Linked DNA regions of Homo sapiens: region 1 is linked to region 2. A link is a loop called in an ENCODE intact Hi-C map of the cell type or tissue named here. Cell type or tissue: K562. All regions are shown on one strand. Region 1 has its middle 14 kb from the start of SLC1A3-AS1. Region 2 overlaps CPLANE1 (ciliogenesis and planar polarity effector complex subunit 1).

Region 1 (5,000 bases), 470 kb before region 2:
ATGGACGGAGTGCTGAGGCTGAAGGGCAGCACCGCTGCTCACTTCAAAACATTTTCTAAAAGTCCACTTGGACTGACAGCTAGAATTCAAAAAATAAAAATTAAAAATTACCCATGCTAAATCATGAATACTAGCAGTAGCCTGCCACTTATGAAGCACCTACTAAGTGCCAGCCGTCATTCTACAGGCATTACCTCTATCAACTCATTTAATCCTTATACTTATCCTATGATTATTAAATAGATACTGTTATCATCTCTTTCTCACAATTAAGGAGACAGAGGCACAGAAATGTTAAGTAATATGCCCAGTGTCACCCAGCTAGAAAGTGCTACAGTCAGCATATGAACTCCAGAAGTCTGGGAGAGACTGCACCCTTAGCCACTATATTATATGAAAAGAAAAATATGAACAAAGACAACCATCCTACTGAAAATAGAAAGATGGAACGAACAAGCTTATTTTTCCAAATTCTCTTGAGCAATTATTGAAAATGTTTTGTTTACTATGAAAGAGTTTTAACATTTTGGGGTTCCAAACTATGAAATAACGGCATATAGATTGAGTTAAACATTGGCACGATGGCAGCCCTGCGCTGAGGAGGTATACGGGAAAACAATGCAAAACAAAACACAAGCATATGCACCTCGAATCCACCCGGCAAGAACACAAATGGCAGGGAAGAGAACGCGAGCCTCTTCTCTTCCCTACCCAACACCTGTTCCTCTTACCAGATGGGAACCTGCTTCCTGTTCCCGGAAGGCGATAGAAGGCCCCCAGATCCAGGTGGAGCCAGCAGCTCCCCCACCACTTGGAGGCAGCCAGGCAGTTTCTTGGCACAGATCTACAGTGAACAGAAATGTCAGTCCCAGGTAAAGGGTGCGGGAGTGGCCGGGAGGCAGGAGTGCTGTCACAAACTGCTCTTTGGCATCAGCATCTCCCACCCAGGAAGAAGAGGCTGCGGACACGCTCTCTTCTAGTGCTGCTGGAGGCCCAGGGCAATAGAAAACAGTAAGTCCAGGAGGAATTGGCAGAAAAAGTGAGTAGGCCAGTAAGCCTCCACCTCTCCTTCTCCACATCTTAGGATGGTTCCTGGTAGCATAGGCCAGTGGCCATGGGATGAGCTTTAGTGTTAGACTGAACCTCGGATCAAATGCCAGGTGTGCCACTTTCTGGCTATGAGACCTTGCAAAAGTCATTTAACCTCCTTCTACTTTGTTCACCACTACCTTCATCCTCTTCCTGGTTGCCTTGAGATCAAGTCTACGCTTTTTATTTTATTTTATTTTATCTTATTTATTTTTTTGAGACAGGGTCTCACTCTGTCACCCAGGCTGGAGTACAGTCACACAAACACAGCTCACTGCAGCCTCAATCCCCTGGGTTCAAGCCATCCTGCCAACTTCATCCTCCCAAGTAGCTGGGACCACAGGCATGTGCCACCGCACCCAGCTAATTTTTTCTTTCTTTCTTTCTTTTTTTTTTTTTTTGGAGAGATGGCGTTTCACCATGTTGTCCAGGCTAGTCTCAAACTCCTGGGCTCAAGTGATCCTTGTGCCTCAGCCTCCCAAAGTGCTGTGATTACAGGCATGAGTCACTGCACCCAGTCTAAACATCCTCTGAACTAAGCTTTTTATAATCCATAGGTTCAGGCACCTGCTTACCTCTTCAGCCTCATTTCTCGTCCCATATCTATATTCCAGGGACCATTCTAGTTCTCACCTCTGGACCTTGCTCATTCTGTTCCTTCTGCCTGGAACACTTCCTGCCCCTTTTTTTTTTTTTTTAAACTGATCCAACCTACTCACCTTTCAGGTCTCAGTGAATGTCACTTCCTCCAAGGAGCCTCCCTGCCTGTCTCCTCTGTGCTCTTATAGCACCAAATACTTACTCTTAGGGAACATTTATAACCCTACATTGTAAAGCTACATTGCAATGTAGCTGTGATGTGCACTTATAAACAAGCGCATTGTAATAGCCTGTCTGCTGCTCAGTGTATCACTATACTGTGTGCTCCTAATGGGAAGAGGACAACTTTTAACAGCACCCTATTAAACTATCGCTCTTACCTCTTTTATGTTTCTCTTTCCTGCTAGATTGTAAGCTCCACGTGGCCAAAGACTACATGTGTCTTGCCACTTTTGTATCCCCAGAGCCTAGCATATAGGCTGGGCTAGCATATAGCACAAACTTAATGAATATGGTTGACTAAAAGAATAAATAAACCTCTCTACACCTCAGTTTCCCCATCTGTAAAATGGTGTAAAACAATATTCATCTCGAGAAGTACGTATGTGAGAATTAAATGAGCATGTACAAAGCCCCTGAGACGTAGCAGAAGTCAATAAATGGCAGCTCTACCGTCCGTTCATCCATTCAGCCTACATGCATGGTTCCAATCACCCTTTAAGTCCTAGGGAAAATTTGCATTTAGCATTTTGTCCACATCCCATCTCAGAAATATAACTCTTGCCCTAAAAATCTCTAGAGAAGATGCCACACTTCTCCCTCTGGTGACTACCTGTGTTTCCGAGTCCTTTGTTAGTCAATCAGCCAATAATTATGTCAAAATCATCGACGTATGATAGATATTCAACTACAGTATTTACAGAGTTCTTCGATATCCAGAATAAGAAAATCTTGCACAGAACCATCAGAGAGTCATTTCCAAGAGTCGTTTATTCATGAGCCTCTCTCTCTCTCTCTCTGATACACACAATCTCCAGGATACTAGAAAGTTTTCAAGGGACAGTGAGTTATCCCATAGATGAATTCATTCCCCATCCACTGCGGACTCACCTGATGCGAGCTAGATGCTGAGGCAGAAAGACTAAGATAGAGACAAGATAGAGACAAAAATAGAGAACTTCCTTTGGGAGTTCCCAGTCTATTGGAAGGAACAGGCACGTAAAAAAATAATCTGCATAGTAAATGGACTGACAATGGAACGCTGGGTAGTACCGCAGGCTCCCAGAGGAGGGAGCTAGAGAACAACCTAGTCAGATCCTAAAATGGCCCCTACCAGTAGGCTCTAACAAGACTTTTTGCCACATCTTCCACCCCCTTGCTCTCATTCTGTCTCCTGTGAAGATGGAGAACAGTTCATCAGCATCTTCCTGATAATAACTGCCTCAATCCATCATAAAGGCCAGCCCTAAGGAACACAGAAGTCACCAAGTTCACGGACCCTGTCTGAATATCTCACTGTCACAGAAGTCTATAAAAGATAAGACTTGGAATCTGACCGGTTGAGCTAATGGGGGATTTCCAAGCACTAGCTATTCCACCCTTTCATAGATAAGCTCTTTGTGGGTGGTGGTGAGAACACATCATTCTATTTGTTTCTTGTGAGGGCTACTTTGAGCACTGACTTGGTCTTCATGGCACTTTATTTTATGTCCTGAAAAACAGGACCCAACTGAAATTCAGAATCATTACTAAATGCAAAGAGAGAGAGAGAAGCATGAATTATAAGTGCAATAAAATCTCATTTTTTTTTCTGTGTTGCTAATGAGGAGGAACACATTTCTTTCTGTTCTGAGCATGCTTTCAGAGGGAGGCACATGGAGGAATCCACTGCCAGAGACAGTCTTAAGAACAGGTGGCAGAACAGTCCTCGAACAGCTGTGAGCCGGGTGCTCAGAAAGGCATCTTTGACCACCTCCCTGTCGCACAAGCCCTGCTCTGGACACCAGAGTCCCTACCACAGGGAGCCTCCTGAGATACAGAGCACTGTTACTGGGGGAGGATAAACTTATGCTTCCGTCCACAGTATCACATTTCTGATGACGACTAACTACCACCCAGAACAGATCCAGATAATGAGGGGCTGGGAGACAGACCTGGTAAAATGTAAGCAATGGAATAAGCTGGCAGCAGGGAGTGCCCTCAGCTCAAACGGGGTGGTGATCCAAGGGCACAGGTCCCTGGAGAAGTGTGTTAGCTCGCTAGGGCTGCCTAACAAATACCATAGACTGGGCGGTGTAAACAACAGAAACTTACTCTCTCACAATTCTAGAGGCTAGAAGCCTGAGATGGGGTTGGTCTCTTCTGAGGCCCCTCTCCTTGGCTTGCAGGTGGCCAGGTTCTCCCTGTGTCTTCATATGGCCTTTCCTCTGTGTGTGTCTTCGTCCTAATTTCTTCTTCTTATAAGGACACCAGTGATATTGGATTAGGGCTTAATTATTTAACCTTAATTATTAACACCTCTTTAAAGGCCCCATCTCCAAATACAGTCATATTCTGAGATACTGAGAGATAGAATTTCAACTTGGGACACAAGTCAGCCCATAAGAAGGAGTGGGACAGGAAACATGGGATGAAAAAGGAGGGACGCTGCTGGAAAGCCACCAGTGCAGGCACTCACACGAGTTTGACCATATGGAAGGCTTCAGGGCAGAGATGAAGGGTCACAGCTGCCACCTCTCCACTGATGACTTTCAAACCTAATTATTCAACTATGACCGCTCCCTTGTATTCCAGTTCCACGTTTCCAATGGGCTACTGGACACGCGCCACCGGTATGTCCTGCCAACATTTTAAACAAATACAGGAAAATGCAAATAGAACTCATTTCTGATTTCTATTATTGTCATCACTAACCTTCCAGGAATTTTTCATTCCTTCCCTCTCCCTGCAAATCTAAAATATCACCAAGGCCCTTTGCTCTTGCTTTCTTGTGTCTCTTGATCCATCTCCTTTCCCCAGGCTGATGGTTACTACATCTCCTCTGGTCATTATTATCCAGACCACTGAAAATATCTCCTAACAGGCCTCATGCCTCCAGGCTCTTTCACCACCAATTCATCTACATCTACTACTCCTGGAGTAATCTTTCTAAACACTGCTATTAAAACTACCTCTGCTCTAAAACCTTCCATGTCTCCCCATTATTACTGGAAAAACTTTTAACAATACAACCTAGTATTCTAGGCCTCTATCAGTCTGGTCCCTTCTAGTCTGACAGCCTACTCTTCCCCTAAACATTCTGGGGAAAAGTG
Region 2 (5,000 bases):
TCCCCCTCGTCTTGGCCCTACAGCCCCAGCTGGGCACTAAACTCGGGCCACGGCGGGGCGAGCGAGGCGGGCTCCGGAGGAAGCTGACGGCTGATGATGGCTCAGTCCAACATGCTCCCCGTGGCTGATGTGTTGAGTCAAAATGAACTGCGCAAAAAGCTATACCAGACATTTAAGGATCGGGGTATACTGGAAACACTCAAGATACAACTTCGAAACCAGCTAATTCATGAGTTAATGCACCCTGTATTGAGTGGAGAACTGCAACCTCAGTCCATTTCAGTGCAAGGGAGCTCCCTCTTAATAAGTGCCTCTAACTCTTTAGTGGCAGATCACTTACAAAGATGTGGCTGTGAATATTCACTTTCTGTTTTCTTTCTAGAAAGTGGTTTGGCAAAAGAAAAGGTATTTACTATGCAGGATCTATTACAACTCATTAAAATCAACCCTACTTCCAGTCTGTACAAATCACTGGTTTCAGGAGCTGATAAAGAAAACCAAAAAGGTTTTCTTATGCATTTTTTAAAAGGATTGGCAGAATATCATCAAGCTAAAGAAAGTTGTAATATGGAAACTCAGACAAGTTCGACATTTAGCAGAGATTCTCTGGCTGAGAAGCTTCAGCTTATTGATGATCAGTTTGCAGATGCTTACCCTCAGCGTATCAAGTTTGAGTCTTTAGAAATAAAGCTAAATGAATATAAGAGAGAAATAGAAGAGCAACTTCGGGAAGAAATATGTCAAAAGTTGAAGTTTTTTAAAGATACCGAAATAGGAAAAATTAAAATGGAAGCAAAAAAAAAGTATGAGAAGGAATTAGCCGTGTTCCAGAATGATTTTGAGAAAGCTTGTCAAGCAAAATCTGAAGCCCTTGTTATTCGGGAAAAGAGCACCCTTGAGAGAATTCAAAAGCACCAAGAGATTGAAACAAAAGAGATTTATGCTCAAAGGCAACTTTTACTAAAAGATATGGATTTGCTAAGAGGAAGAGAAGCAGAGCTGAAGCAAAGAGTTGAAGCTTTTGAACTGAACCAGAAGCTCCAGGAAGAAAAACATAAAAGTATGACTGAGGCACTTAGGAGACGGGAGCAGAATATAAAGAGTTTTGAGAAGACCTATGACCAAAAACTCAAGAATGAACTCCTAAAGTATCAACTTGAACTAAAGGACGACTACATCATTAGAACTAATCGACTGATTGAAGATGAAAGGAAGAATAAAGAAAAAGCTGTTCATTTGCAAGAGGAGCTCATAGCTTTTAATTCAAAAAAGGAGGAACTCAATCAATCTATAAATCGCATGAAAGAACTTGAGCTTGAATTAGAGTCTGTCAAAGCCCAGTCTTTGGCAATAACAAAACAAAACCATATGCTGAATGAAAAGGTTAAAGTGATGAGTGACTATTCACTACTAAAAGAAGAGAGACTGGAGCTTCTGGCACAAAATAAATTACTTAAACAACAACTGGAAGAGAGTAGAAATGAAAACTTGCGTCTCCTAAACCGCCTAGCTCAGCTGGCTCCTGAACTTGCGGTCTTTCAGAAAGAACTAAGGAGAGCAGAAAAGGCTACAGTGGTTGAGCATGAGGAGTTCGAAAGCCGCAAACAAGCTCTGCACAAACAACTGCAAGATGAAATTGAGCATACTACACAGTTGAAGGCCCAGATACTAGGTTACAAAGTTTCCATAAAGAGGTTAACTATTCAGGTTGCCGATTTAAAATCGCAATTGAAGCAAACTCAGACAGCCCTAGAGAATGAAGTGTACTGCAATCCAAAGCAGTCTGTGATCCATCATTCTGCCAATGGATTAATAAATGGCAACATGGTGCTTCACAATGGTGAGATAAGTGGGGATTTCTTGAACAATCCTTTTAAACAGGAAAAAGTTCTAGCAGGTACGGTTGCATCAAGGATCACAAATTATCCAAATGCAGGGATGGAGGGTAGTTCCCCTGATTCTGACCTTGAGTTTGTCGCCAATACTAATGCAAGGGTCAAACAGCTTCAGCAAGAGGCGGAACGCTTGGAAAAGGCTTTCAGAAGTTACCATCGGAGAGACATTAAAAACTCTGCCAAAGGCCCACTACCAGCAAAGAGCCCACCATCTCTGCACTTGCTGGAAGCCTTCAAAAACATTACTTCCAGTTCCCCGGAAAGACGTATTTTTGCAGAGGACAGAGTTGTCTCTGAGCAGCCTCAAGTGGGCACACTTAAAGAAGAAAGGAATGACATCTTGGAAGCCCTGACAGGCAGTGCAGCCTCAAGGCTATGCGGGGGCACTTCCTCCAGACGCCTCTCCTCCACACCCCTTCCAAAAGCAAAAAGAAGCCTTGAAAGTGAAATATATCTGGAAGGTCTGGGCAGATCACACATTGCTTCCCCCAGTCCTTATCCTGACAGAATGCCCCCGCCATCACCCGCTGAGTCTAGGCACAACCTCTCCATCCCTCCCTTCTCCAGCCCTCCGGAGCAGAAAGCGGGTCTTTACTGGAGACAAAATGAACTTCAAGACAAAAGTGAATTTTCAGATGCGGACAAGCTAGCTTTTAAGGATAACGAGGAATTTGAATCATCTTTTGAATATGCACGGAATGTGCCAAGGCAGTTTGAAATGGATGGGCCCTCTCCTGCCGGGGATATGCTTCATATGGGCGCAGCTGTAGCTGCTGTGCCCCTCTCATATCAGCACCCAAGTGTAGATCAGAAACAAATTGAAGAACAAAAGGAAGAAGAAAAAATATGGGAACAGCAAGTGAAAGAACGAAAGCAGAGAGAAGAAAGAAGGCAGAGTAACCTACAAGAAATTTTAGAAAGGGAAAGAAGAGAACTAGAAAAACTGTATCAGGAAAGGAGGATGACTGAAGAATCACTGAAGATTGAAATGGAAAATGAATTAGAAATGAGTAATCAAGAAATGAAAGACAAATCTGCTCACAGTGAAAATCCTTTAGAGAAATACATGAAAATCATCCAGCAAGACCAGGAGTCGGCAGATAAGAGCTCAAAAAAGATGGTCCAGGAAGGCTCCCTAGTGGACACACTGCAATGTAGTGACAAAGTCGAAAGTTTAACACGCTTTTCTCATGAAGAACCAGATGACTCTTGGTAACCATGTTTGCTGCCCAGCTTCTAACTTACATACCATGAGAAATTACATAACATTTACTCCTTTGTAAATGTTTCTCTATCAACAGATAAAACTCTGAATAAAAATGTGTAATCCAAAAAAAAAAAAAAGAAAGAAACTACAAATGTTTTCGTATTATCAATTTCATGTGGTGCAAGCTAGTATATGTGCAGCACTAAGAATACTGTGTGGCAAATAGTAGGCACTTAATAAAAATTAGAATGAATGAATATCATAGAAATTTGTGTACCTGTTTATACTGAGAGCAGGGCAGTTATCTAGCACAGGATTAGATGCATTTTGACCATACTAATGAAAGTATTAAATTTAAAAAGTAAATGGTCCAAATAAAATAATAAAAGTAAATCATCCAAATAACATTAAATACTGAATTAGCAGGCTCAATATTTATTAAATCTCTACATTTTGACATAAATGAAGGTGGCAGCTCTTTCACTTTAAAAATTGAAACTTCAGCTGGGCACACCTATAGTCCCTGCTACTTGGGAGGCTGAGGTGGTTAAGATCATTTGGCCGGGCACGTGGCGCACGCCTATAATCCCAGCAGGGAGGCCAAGGCAGGTGGATCACCTGAGGTCAGGAGTTCGAGACCAGCCTGACTAACGTGGTGAAACCCTGTCTCTACTAAATACAAAAAATTAGCCAGGTGTGGTGGCATATGCCGATAATCCCAGCTACTTGGGAGGTTGAGGCAGGAAAATTGCTTGAACCCAGGAGGTGGAGGTTGCAGTTAGCCAAGATCACACCATTGCACTCCACCCTGGGCAACAAGAGCGAAACTCAGTCTCAAAAAAAAGAAAAGATTGTTTGAGGCCAGGAGTTCAAAAACAGTCTGAGCAATATAGCAAAATTCCATCTCTAAAAAGAAATAATTAATAAATTAAAATTTAAAACTAAAAACTTTATAAAGATCAACTTGTCCCAATTTTGTGATTTTAAAAAGCCATGTTCAGTAAAAACGAATCTAAGCCATTACTTTTCTCAGATTCTATTCATTCATAGTCATAAATCACCTCCTATGTTTCAGATACTATGCTAGAACAGTATCATTGAGTAATGGCCTCTGTATAATATGTTTTAAATATTATATTATGTGCAATGCAAAAAAAGTTTAAAAAGGATTTGTTTACTACATTACCTGTTTTAATATGAAGTGGGGGAAGAACATTCACATGATGAGGGGGCAAAATGCAAAGCTGCTGATTGGTGAAATAGGCAGCCATGAAACGAGCCATGGACTGGACGACTCTCACTGCTGCCTCAGGATGAACACCGCCCACCATTCCACACTCAAAATGAGACTTTGCAGCACCTAAGGAATACAGCAATGACCTAAGAAGATTGTGATCAACTACCAAAAGTAATAATATTTAAGTTCCCAACATTATACAAAAAGAAAATTGCAATACCTTTTTTTCTGAGATAAGCACCCATGGCCAATACAAGCTGAATTATAATAGGTACCGTACTTCTTAAAGACAATAAAACCAGAAACAATTACAATTGACCCTTGAACTTCACGGGTTTGAACTGCATAAATCCACTTATATATACAGATTTTTTTTCCATAAATGTACTAGAAAATGTTTTGGAGATTTGTGACAATTTGAAAAAATTTGTAGGCATACCACATAACCTAGAAATATCAATAAAAAAAGAAAAAGGTATGTCATCAATATAAAAAATATATGTAAATAATTATTTTATCATTTAGTACCATAAAATACATATAAACTATAAAAAGTTAAAATTTATCAAAATTGGCTGGGTACAGTGGCTTACACCTATAATCCCAGCACTTTGGAAGGCCAAGGTGGGCTGATCTCTTGAGCTCAGGAGTTTGAGACCAG

Evidence for each region. A loop is a pair of places that touch in the nucleus more often than their neighbours do. Peaks named below come from ENCODE experiments on the same cell type or tissue, not always from the same donor. Only the 100,000 strongest peaks of a DNase experiment are listed, where the experiment ranks them.
Region 1: it touches region 2 in a loop (5-fold over the local background); 2 of 110 quality-filtered maps call a loop at or near these places.

The regions. Positions count from the first base shown.
Region 1 is chr5:36,736,866-36,741,865 of GRCh38, forward strand. No RefSeq gene overlaps it. Among named protein-coding and RNA genes, the nearest start is that of SLC1A3-AS1, 14 kb to the left of the region's middle. In K562, a CTCF peak has its summit at 2,975 (motif pointing right); DNase peaks (open chromatin) are centred at 3,006 and 3,756; H3K27me3 peaks cover 529 bases.
Region 2 is chr5:37,209,271-37,214,270 of GRCh38, forward strand. It overlaps CPLANE1 (ciliogenesis and planar polarity effector complex subunit 1), which reads right to left. Exons shown (of 53, transcript NM_001384732.1): 16 at 4,289-4,462. It also overlaps the pseudogene OFD1P17. Among named protein-coding and RNA genes, the nearest start is that of CPLANE1-AS1, 37 kb to the right of the region's middle. In K562, a CTCF peak has its summit at 3,028; a DNase peak (open chromatin) is centred at 3,031; H3K27me3 peaks cover 3,030 bases.